Regions from separate parts of the Mus musculus genome. Here region 2 is linked to region 1. The links are chromatin loops, found by intact Hi-C in ENCODE. Cell type or tissue: left cerebral cortex. All regions are shown on one strand.

Region 1 (2,500 bases):
TCGAGCAAGGTACTTCTCAAGAAAAAGGCCACGGATGAGGGAGTCCCCAAAGTGAACCAGGGAAAAGCCATGGGGAAATCTGTGAACACACGCCCCCGCTGGCCAGGCGATCAACCGGCCACAAGGCCCCACAGGTGTCAGGCACCAAAAGTAAATGGGGCTCACCCATCCCAAGTCCACACTCAGACCCCGAGGAGGTCTCAAAGGTTAATGAGAAGCGACCTGAATTTGCTCTGCGTCTTGTTACAGGCCAGAATCCCAGAGTATGCCCTTTAGGCAATAGCTAGGGGGGGACGCATTAGGTTTCGTTTTCTTGGGCGAAGATTGATGTCGGTGGCCAGGGACGACAGACACTGTTGGGAAAGAGGGGGATCGGGACTTGTAGGGTGCACGGTCGATGTGAGTCAGGCACCCAATCAGTGCTTAGTCACTGATAGCCCGGCGGCCGGAGTTCCTCGCCCCCCGCCAGCCGGGCCGTACGTGACGAAGCCTCGCCTGGCGGTGGCGGCCTCCCGGCCACTCCCGGTACTCACTCGGCCGAGCTGGTCCCGTTAACCGCCGAGCCATCGGGGGCCGGGTTCAGCTGGATGGGCGTCGGCTTCTTCTTGGGCATCTTGCAGCCGGGAAAGAGCCTGCAACTCAGCAGGGAGCGCGCGGCCGCTTCTCGCTTCCTCCCTCGGCTCTGCCCAGAGTCGGGGCGGCTCGATCAACGCCGCGCTCCTGGGACCCTCCGCCCAACCCACGCGGAGAACCAGCTGCGCGCGCTCGCCGGCCGGGAACTCTCGCCTCAGCACACCGGTTCCTCGGGCTCGGACGGCTCCCTGCGCACTACCCACAGCTCAGCTACAGCCCCAGCTTGGAGAAAGTGCGGCCACCGCTGCTCCGGCGCTCCGAGACGCCGCGCACAGACGTCCCAGTGAGGGACTGGAGGGTGAGGGAGGGGCGGGGAAACGAGCAGGCCCCGCCCCCACGGGGGCTGCAGCGCTTCCCTCACGCCCGCCTGACTCCGCCCCCGTCGCTTCGCCGACAGCCAATGGGGACTAGCCTCAGAGGCAGATGACGCGGAAATACGTCACGGGAGGCGCGGCGCATTGGCTTGGGGCGGAGTTAAAGGGAGGCTTTCCGGGCGCCCTCTGCTGACCAGCGGTATCCAGGTGGCTGCTGTACGAGGTTCTTGCACGCAGGTCATCTTGCCTTTGAGTGGGGCTGCTTGGCCTATTTATCTCAACTCTTCTCCTCCCTTGGGCTGGGTCATTTTGACCCAGACAAAAGTACAAAATAAATAAGAAAAGGACCCCTTTTCGTGTCCTGAGGCCAAGCGGAATTGAGTAAGAGCAAACTAAATTGAACAAAAGCCAGGAGTGCACATTTTTAATTCCAGTACAAGAGGCAGAGGCAGGCTGATGTGTACGCATTCGAAGCCAGCTTGGTCTACACAGCCAGGGATACATTGTGAGACCCAGTCTCAAAATAAAAGAAAACTTGTCAAGAGACTCCTTAAACTAAACTGACATGATTTTTCTATTTTAATTCTACTAAAATGGAGGTACACAGCTGAGAACTCCGTGCTGCAGAGGTGGTAAATTAGTGAAGCCTATTTTGAGAGCAGATTGAAGTCTAATTAATGGGGTCAGCCGACCTAAATGTATCCAATCTCATATCCTCTTTTTCGTTTTCTAAGCCTTTTGGCAAAGTCAAGTTTGGAGTAGCCTGGACAGCTAGCGCAGAAGTTGAGGGTGTTTCTTGCTTTAACAGGACTCTAGTTGGGTTCCCTGCATTCGTGTTTGGGCAGCTCACAACCACCTGTAACTTCCAGCTGTAGTGGATACCATGCCTCTGGCCTCTGAGGGTACATGTACTCTTGTGTACATACCCAAACACACACAAACATCATTAAAAATAAAGTCAGGCACACACTTTTAATCCCAGCACTCGGTAGGCAGAAACAGGTGGAAATCCCTAGTTGGAGACTAACCTGGTCTACAGAGTGAGTTCCAAGACAGCCAGGACTACACAGAGAAACCCTGTCGTGAAAAACTAAAATGGCTGATGAGATGGCTCAGTGGGTAAGAGCACCCGACTGCTCTTCCAAAGGTCCTGAGTTCAAATCCCAGCAACCACATGGTGGCTCATAACCATCTGTAACGAGATCTGACTCCCTCTTCTGGAGTATCTGAAGACAGCTACAGTGTACTTACATATAATAAATGAATAATCTTAAAAAAAAGAAAAATTAAAATGATGATAATAATAAATCAGATAAATCTTTTTTTTTTAATCACCAGGACATAAATAGGTATTGAGGGGCATGCACTGACCAAACGGAGGCAGGAGGATCAGAAGGCTACCTAGCAAGTTCCTCCTCTACCTAGCAAGTTTCAGACCTAACCTGGGCCACATGAGACACTGTCTATCTTGCCCACCCCTTAAAGACTCTAGGTTTAGTCTACCAACTTCCCATTTAGTCTATCAGCATCAAGATAAACAAATATTGTTTTAT
Region 2 (2,500 bases), 59 kb before region 1:
AAAGCAGACAGACCTTTGAATTCAAGGTTAGCCTGGTCCACAGAGCTAGTTCCCAGGGTTACACAGAGAAACCCTGTCTCAACAGACCAAAACAAACAGGAGGAGGAGAGCTCAAAGGCTATTACTTCAGGTACCTGTACTAGCAAGACACGGTGTGTCTACTACTAAGATTAAAAAGGAATGTAAGGCTGCATGGTCCTGCTTGCTCAGCTTCCAGTACTGGGATCACAGGTTCATGCCACCAAACCCAGCTAAGTTATTTACTCTTTATAAAAGTTTTTTGAGACAGTTTCAAAACGACTTTATAGTCCTAGCTGTCCTGGAACTCATGTGCAGACCAGGCTGGCGCAGACTCAGAGATTCACCTGCTTCTACTTCCTGAGTGCTAGGGTTAAAGGCCTGCACTAGCACTGCCTGGCTTACTTGTTTCTTCTTCAATAGATTCTAAAAATCTTCCCAAGAGTAAACTGGGGGCAGAGGGGAGACAGTCTTATAATATTCCAGGTAGCCCTTCCCCTGAGCGGGCTAGCCCGTATCATCCTCAGCGTCAGTTCACACCAGCTCTAGCAAGGCAAGAAGAGCTCTCAGAGTCTGTCTTACCTTGGTAAACGCTGAGCCAACACAAACCATGGAATGAGCATATCTACACTCAGCACCACGGTGTGATCTTTCGAAGACCCAGCCCTCACTATCGGTCTAGCATCTCTATGGAGCCAGAAACCTCTCTACAACTCTACCTCCCACAGAGACTCTCAGTGATCATTCAGGCACAGGGAGAAATCTTAAATGTATCAGGTTCCTCCCCCACTTCCAATACAGAGCTATGTATGGGTCAAGGGTTTATTCACGGCCACAGGGCAAAAACGGCCCTCTGTCTAACATCCTCACCAGTCTTTCGCCTACTGGTTACTGAGCACCTGCCTCAAATAGGTCCCCTGCAATACCACAGAAAGGGCAGGGGCATGCTGCCAAATTCCCAGTAGCATCCAGCGTATATACTACTGGTCTTAGGAGATAATTCAACCAATGAGAGACTGTGTAACACTCACAGCCATTACTCTGCAAGGTGTGAGGGCACACCTGCACGGTCTTCTATTGGAGCACTACTTTAACACTAGGTAGGTGGCAGGGGCCAGCTGTTCTTTCTCTAACCAGCTTACAGAGTGCAGAACAGACCTCAGGTCACATGTTCGGGATATGGGAGCAACTTAGGAAGAGCCAAGGGAGTGATGTGCCTGTAGGGCTGGTAGAGGCAGCACATGGAAGGCCTTCTAACATAAGCCTTCTCCTCAAGGCCCCTCACTCCCCCACCGCAAATGTTTCCCATGGCATTTCAGGTATAACCTGAAGCAAGAGAGGAGCACTGGCGGGAGCCCTTCCACCTATGCTACAGGTACTTTTTGGAAAGTCCTGGTTCCTCTGAGCAGGGTGGCTCACATCACAGAGTGAGCCCTTGTCTACATATATACTACACACACACCATCCCAGAGGAAGCTGCCCTGACCCTCTCAGCCCAGAGCATCCCCTCCATGGTGGCCGCATTCTTTGGCACTGCTGCTTTCTCTCCCTCCAGGCTGCAGCTGCTGCTCTCCGAGGCTGAGCTGCCTCTAGCTGGGTTTTGCATCTGATTTCTATTCACATGGCAAGCAGGCATCTGCACTTGAGCTTACATAACCCTGCTCTCCCTTATGTGGTTCTGAACTCCAGCTTCAGCCTCCTAGACCCACCCATCTGCAGGGATTACTGGGGCTGGAGAAAATGAGAGGCTTTACCCTTCAGGCCTTGAGAGCCAGATATACTGCATGAAGCCCCTCCTCGTGATCAGGAGACCTAGCGCAGTAGAGAATGCTGCCAGAGTGTCAGGCAGAAAATGCGCCTCACCCTACCCCCACCTAGTTAGCCCAGATAACTCTTTCTGGCAGTAGAAAGTGTGAGGTGTCCAACAAGGCTAGAATGAATTCATTTCCTAATCTCAAAGGGCACTGTGGAATAGCTTCCCAAAGCTGCCTGCTGCCCCCCACTCTTCCTCTCCCCATATTTTCCCCCTCTATCTTCTACACATGACAGCTAGAACTCCTCCAGAATAGCCCCTATACAGACTGCTATGGCTCCCGTTTGCCTTGAAACACAGTCCAAACAAAGCCCCTTTGGCTGGCTCTGAAAACTTCCCAATGTTTCTTATCTCCCTCTCTCCCTGAGCTAATCCAGGTTGGCCTGACTCTAATTGCCCAGTGTGTTAAGTCCTGCCTTCTTCTCTTTTGCTGTTCCCTGCATCCGAAATGTCTTCCTGTCTACCTGCCCTCCCGTGTCCACTTCTGGTGTCTAGAGCCTGAGTCCCCTTCCCGACTTGGGAGATTTACCTGAGCTTCTTCCCACTGTCCCAGCAGAAGCCTCAAAGGGCACAGGAGAGGCCCAGCACTTCTCAACAGCTTATCTAAGCCTCCAGTTCTCCCCCAACCTTTCAGGGCCAGGTGTTGGTAAGCCAAGCAGTGTGAAGTAA

Evidence for each region. Peaks named below come from ENCODE experiments on the same cell type or tissue, not always from the same donor. Only the 100,000 strongest peaks of a DNase experiment are listed, where the experiment ranks them.
Region 2: a loop joins it to region 1, with 4 times the contacts of the local background. A loop is called at or near these places in 10 of 42 quality-filtered maps.

What each region holds. Positions count from the first base shown.
Region 1 is chr9:64,252,680-64,255,179 of GRCm38, forward strand. It overlaps Map2k1 (mitogen-activated protein kinase kinase 1), which reads right to left and starts at 926. Exons shown (of 11, transcript NM_008927.4): 1 at 534-926. The coding sequence starts at 613. In left cerebral cortex, CTCF peaks have their summits at 133 and 1,137 (motif pointing left); DNase peaks (open chromatin) are centred at 113 and 1,054; H3K4me3 peaks cover 1,017 bases; H3K27ac peaks cover 943 bases.
Region 2 is chr9:64,194,080-64,196,579 of GRCm38, forward strand. The region is part of intron 5 of Map2k1 (mitogen-activated protein kinase kinase 1); the gene reads right to left. Among named protein-coding and RNA genes, the nearest start is that of Snapc5, 16 kb to the left of the region's middle. In left cerebral cortex, no CTCF peak of the experiment used is centred here; DNase peaks (open chromatin) are centred at 1,110 and 1,689; H3K27ac peaks cover 1,398 bases.